Regions from separate parts of the Homo sapiens genome. Here region 1 is linked to region 2. Evidence: chromatin loops called from intact Hi-C (ENCODE). Cell type or tissue: heart right ventricle. All regions are shown on one strand. Each heading gives the region's core, and the rest is flanking DNA. Links, peaks and the distances in the headings are about the cores only. Region 1 overlaps SMARCA4 (SWI/SNF related BAF chromatin remodeling complex subunit ATPase 4). Region 2 has its middle 4.0 kb from the start of LDLR.

Region 1 (2,902 bases), core at 185-2,684, 110 kb before region 2:
AGGCTCTGTTTTCTCCTTGTGGAGGCCCCGGCAGCACCCGATCCAAGGGCCGCACACATCTGGATTTGGCTTCCACACGCTGTACTAACTATTCTTGCCCTTTTGGCCCCTGAATCCCCTCATCCTTTGCTTTTTCCACCTGAGTAGGTGTGGCCTCCTGGTCTGCAATGGATTTCATTGCTGCGTGAATTTCCCCTGCTAGTGACTTATCATTGAGGGCCCCATTGCAGGACTCTAAGCGGCACCGTGTAAGACACCTTAGGGACGACCTTTGGCCACCCCAGGACTTTGCTGAAAATGCCAAATCCTTCGTTTCCTGTATAGAAGGGCAGGGATGATTGGCGATGGGGTAAGAAGGGGTAGAGAGAGAGGTGTTCCTTGTCCTTAGACACCTTTCCTGGCCGTGCTCGTTTGGCCTTCCCGTGTAGACATCTCGCCGGAGCAAGGTGCACCCAGCCCCACACCCCATCCAGCTTCTACAGGGCTGGCCTCACCCCAGCCCTTCAGGGAGGGTGAGCTGGCCAGGAGGAGGTTGAGGGCTGAGAACAACACCATGCTTATGGCTGTGGGAGCAAGGAGGGATAAGAGATGTTTGTGGGTCAGGCACTGTGGCTTGGGCTAGGTGCGGTGGCTCATGCCTGTAGTCCTAGCACTTTCGGAGGTTGAGGTGGGCGGATCACTTGAGCCCAGGTGTTTGAGACCAGCCTGGGCAACACGGCGAGACCTCATTTCTATAAAGAAATACAAAAATTAGCTGGGCATAGTGGCATGAGCCTGTAGTCCCAGCTACTCGGGAAGTTGAGATGGGAGGATCACTTGAGCCCAGAAGTTCAAGGCTGTGAGCTGTGATGGCGCCACTGCATTCCAGCCTGGGAGACAGAGCGAGACCCTGTCTCAAAAAAAAAAAAAAAATTGGGCCGGGCGTGGTGCCTCTCATCTGTAATCCTAGCACTTTGGGAGGCCGAGGCAGGCGGATTGCCTGAGCTCAGGAGTTTGAGACCAGCCTGGGCAACATGGCAAAAACCCTGTCTCTACTAAAATACAAAAAAATTAGCCAGGTTCGGCAGTGTGCGCCTGTAGTCCCAGCTACTCGGGAGGCTGAGGCAGGAGAATCGCTTGAACCTAGGAGGCGGAGGTTGCAGTGAGCCAAGGTCGCACCACTGCGCTAAGCCTGGGTGACAGAGCGAGACTCTGTCTCCAAAACAAATAAATAAACAAATAACAAGAACAAAATTCTTGGCAGCCGGCCAAATCTGTGTGCATTGCTTGCCAGGGTGGGCGTGTCATGGCTGACAGCAGGTCCTGGATCGCACCTAGGGGTTTGCTGCTCTCCAGCCAGCTGCTTCTACCTGATGCGCGCCCAAGAGGGGAAGCCAGTCTGTTGTTCCTGAGCATTGCGGGGCAGGAGTGTTACCTGCGGTTTGTGCTGGGGGGAGGCTGCGTTACGGACTCGAGTTTTTTTTTGTTTTGTTTTTGTTTTTTTTGAGATGAACTCTTGCTCTGTTGCCCAGGCTGGAGTGCAGTGGTGTGATCTCGGCTCACTGCAGCCTCTGCCTCTCGGGTTCAATCAATTCTCCTGCCCCAGCCTCCCGAGTAGCTGGCATTACAGGCATGCACCACCATACCCAGCTACTTTTTGTTTTTTAAGTAGATACGGGGTTTCACCAAGTCGGCCAGGCTGGTGTTGAACTTCTCACCTCAAGTGACCCGCCCGCCTCGGCCTCCCAAAGTGCTGGGATTACAGGCATGGGCCACCATGCCCAGCCCATGACTCAGTTTTCTCATTTCTGTTCAGGGAAAGGAGCCTCTGCTTCACATTTTGATGGGAGCATCTGAGGACCTCATCTGTGTGATGCTCCTAGTGCGATACCTTTCACGTGCTAAGCAGCTGCTCAGTAAACCTGGGGAGAGATGGGGCACCTTGGTTTCACCAGCTGAGCGGCTGGCACTTCCTGCCTGTGAGTGATGGTTCGATGTTCCAGCCTGTGGAGGAGGAGGTGGAGCCACAGGGAGGTTACCCGTGAGGCAGGTGGCACCGTGGCTTCACAGTCCATGTTCAGAGTGTGGGATGCATGGCAGTGAGTTCCACTGTGGCCTTGGCCTTGTGACCTGAACTCTTCCACTTCCCTGTCATCTGTCAGCTGGCCAGCAGGACCACTGTAGTCCCTGTGTGGTGGTGAGGGCCCAGTGCGGGGAGTCTCAGTTGTTACCATCAAGTAGGCTGAGGCCCCTACCTCCTGGCTAGATCTTCCTTCCTTGCCATTTCTTTGTGACTGAGACATCCTCAGCAGTTGTAAATCACAGGGAGGTGAAGGCAAGCCACAGTCCCCGCTGGATTTGCAAATATCCCTTCCCTTCCTCTGTCAGCATGACCTTACGGTAGACGAGGATTTCTTAAATAGGACCCCAGAAATGTTAAACCTCAAAGACCAAACTTGATGAACTGGCCTTCATTAGAATTAAGAGCTTCTCTCTCTTTTTTTCTGTTTGTTGAGATGGAGGTTTACTCTTATTGCCCAGGCTGGAGTGCAATGATGTAATCTCGGCTTCACTGCAACTTCCACCTACCGGGTTCAAGTGATTCTCCTGCCTCAGCCTCCTAAGTAGCTGGGATTATAGGCATGCACCCACCACGCCTGGCTAATTTTTGTATTTTTAGTAGAGACGGGTTTTACCATTTTGGTCAGGCTGGTCTCGAACTCCTGACCTCTGCTTGCCTCGGCCTCCCAAAGTGCTGGGATTACAGGTATGAGCCATCACGCCCGGCCGATACTTTCTACTTTTTAAAAGTGGATACCGGCCACATATGTGGTGGCTCGTGCCTGTAATCCCAGCACTTCTGGAGGCTGATGCAGGTGGATCAGGAGTTCAAGACCAGCCTGGCCAACATGGCGAAACCCCG
Region 2 (2,902 bases), core at 241-2,740:
ATTTTGTGAAGATAACTGATGCCAGCTGAGCCAAGGCAGGTTCCTGATTCCACCCACTGGCAGGCACCGAGGTCTCTGCTGTTACTGATGGTTTCTCTGTGGATTGATGGGCTTAAGGCCAGACCACAGCTGCAATGGCTCACCTCTGCCAAAGGCCAGGCTCGTTGGGGCAGAGACCTATTCCGGACTGAGCCTCCTGGTGAATTAGAGAGGTAGAAAATGGGAGGACGGGGGCAGGTGGGCTATTACAGCGAGGAAAATGCCCACCCTGAGTTGTATTAGATAACTTTGGGAGTTCAGGAACTTTCCAATAAAGTGGGTTCCACAGCAGGATTACTTACTGACTCCCTAATAGAAAGAAGGCAGGCACAGGCCGGGCGTGTTGGCTCATGTCTGTAATCCCAGCACGTTGGGAGGCTGAGGCGGGTGGATCACAAGGTCAGGAGATCCAGACCATCCTGGCTAACAAAGTGAAACCCCGTCTCTACTAAAAATACAAAAAATTAGGCTGGGCGTGGTGGCTCGTGCCTGTAATCCCAGCACTTTGGGAGGCTGAGGCGGGCGGATCACGAGGTCAGGAGATCGAGACCGTCCTGGCTAACACGGTAAAACCCCATCTCTACTAAACATACAAAAAAAAATTAGCCAGGTGTGGTGGCGGGCGCCTGTAGTCCCAGCTACTCAGGAGGCTGAGGCAGGAGAGTGGTGTGAACTCGGGAGGCGCAGCTTGCAGTGAGCCGAGACTGCGCCACTGCACTCCAGCCTGGGCAACAGACAGAGACTCCGTCTCAAAAAAAAAAAAAAAAAATACAAAAAATTAGCCAGGCGTGGTGGCACGTGCACGTGACTGTAGTCCCAGCTACTTGGGAGGCTGAGGCAGGAGAATTGTTTGAACCCGGGAGACGGAGGTTGCAGTGAGCCGAGATCGCGCCACTGCACTCCAGCCTGGGTGACAGAGCTAGACTCCGTCAAAAAACAAAAAACAAAAAACAAAAAAACAAAAAAAAAAAAACAGCAGGAACTGGCAGGTCTTCCCTGAAGAGATAAAAAAAAAAAAATGCAGTTGCAACACAAAAGCAGCCACAGAGAAAAGCAAACCCATATATGGTATTTATTATGCACCGAGTGTGGCTCTAATCACTTTTTTTTTTTTAATTGAGAGACAGCCTGGCTCTGTTGATTGGGCTGGAGTGCAGTGGCGCGACCGTAGCTCATTGCAGCCTCAACCTCCTTGGCTCAAGCAATCCTCCTACCTCAGCCTCCTGAGTAGCTGGGACCACAGGTGTGAGCCACCACGCCTGGCTAATTGTTTTTTTTTTTTTTGTAGAGACAGGGTCTCACTATGTGGCCCAGGCTGGTTTCCAACTCCTGGGCTCAAGTGATCCTCCCACCTCTGCCTCCCAAAGTGCTGGGGATTACAGGCATGAGCCACCTCGCCTGGCCTCTAGTCGCTTTATATATTTTAACTTAATCCTTACAAGAGCCCTGTGAGCTAGTTACAGGAGCACAAATGGAAACCAAGAAACAGAAAAATTTATCAGCATGACTCAGTCCTCAGAGCCATGTATGGCCGTGTCCGTGCATGGCAGGCAGGTCAGGGGCCTGGGGAACGCTGTTCTGGAAACCTTGGCCAGGCCTTGGCACCCGAGGAATGTGCTTTTCAGAGTTTTTGTGGCTCTTTTCCAGACCTGCCCTGACCTCTAGCTCTGGGAACTATGTAAGCCAAGTGCCTTCCGGGAAGGGAGTCCCTCTCCTGGTAACTCTTTCTGGGTAACCAGATGTGGACTCATGACACACACTGAGCCTACGTCTTATAATTTTTTGTTTTTGTTTTTGAGACAGTTTCGGTCTTCTTGCCCAGGCTGGAGTGCAATGGTGCGATCTCGGCTCACTGCAACCTCTGCCTCCCAGGTTCAAGCGATTCTCCTGCCTCAGCCTCCCTAGTAGCTGGAATTGCAGGCATGCGCCACCACGCCTGGCTAATTTTTTGTATTTTTTTTTTTTTAGTAGAAACGGGGTTTCACCTTGTTAGCCAGGCTGGTCACCAACTCCTGACCTCAGGTGATCCGCCCACCTCTGCCTCCCAAAGTGCTGGGATTACAGGTGTGAGACAGCTGTGAGCCACCACGCCCGGCGCATTTTTTTTTTCTTTTTTTTCAGAGGGAGTGTCCCTCTGTCACCCAGGCTGAAGTGTAGTGGCGTGATCTCGGCCCACTGTAACCTCTATCTCCCAGGTTCAAGTGATTCTCCTGACTCAGCCTCCCAAGTAGCTGGGACTACAGGCGCCTGCTACCATGCCTGGCTAATTTTTGTAGTTTTAGTAGAAACCGGGTTTTGCCATGTTGGCCAGGCTGGTCTCAAACTCTTGACTTCAGGTGATCCACCTGCCTTGGCCTTCTGAAGTGCTGGGATTATAGGGCATGAGCCACTGTGACTGGCCATCTTAAATTTTTTTTTTTTTTTTTTTTTTTTTTGAGACAGGGTTTCACTCTGTCGCCCAGGCTGGAGTGCAAAGGCGCGATCTTGGTTCACTGCAAGCTCCGCCTCCTGGGTTCATGCCATTCTCCTGCCTCTGCCTCATGAGTAACTGAGACTACAGGCGCCCACCACCACGCCCGGCTAATTTTTTTGTATTTTTTTAGTAGAGATGGGGTTTCACCTTGTTAGCCAGGATGGTCTCGATCTCCTGACCTCGTGATCCACCCGTCTCGGCCTCCCAAAATGCTGGCATTACAGGCGTGAGCCACCGCACCCAGCCTTAAATTTTTTTTTAAGGGAAATCAAACCCAGTGATATTGGGCCAGTACAGTGGCTCACACCTGTAATTCCACCACTTTGGGAGGCTGAGGCAGGTGAATCACCTGAGGTCAGGAGTTCGAGACCAGCCCGGCAAACATGGCGA

The links. Hi-C counts contacts between places; a loop is a spot of excess contacts. Peaks named below come from ENCODE experiments on the same cell type or tissue, not always from the same donor. Only the 100,000 strongest peaks of a DNase experiment are listed, where the experiment ranks them.
Region 1: a loop joins it to region 2, with 1.8 times the contacts of the local background. A loop is called at or near these places in 11 of 110 quality-filtered maps.

The regions. Positions count from the first base shown.
Region 1 is chr19:10,975,858-10,978,759 of GRCh38, forward strand. All of the region lies in intron 1 of SMARCA4 (SWI/SNF related BAF chromatin remodeling complex subunit ATPase 4), which reads left to right. Among named protein-coding and RNA genes, the nearest start is that of SMARCA4, 16 kb to the left of the region's middle. RefSeq lists an enhancer at 1,289-1,981. In heart right ventricle, for the core only: no CTCF peak of the experiment used is centred there; DNase peaks (open chromatin) are centred at 404 and 1,244; H3K4me3 peaks cover 520 bases; H3K27ac peaks cover 996 bases.
Region 2 is chr19:11,083,984-11,086,885 of GRCh38, forward strand. No RefSeq gene overlaps it. Among named protein-coding and RNA genes, the nearest start is that of LDLR, 4.0 kb to the right of the region's middle. In heart right ventricle, for the core only: a CTCF peak has its summit at 1,679; a DNase peak (open chromatin) is centred at 1,657; H3K27ac peaks cover 2,111 bases.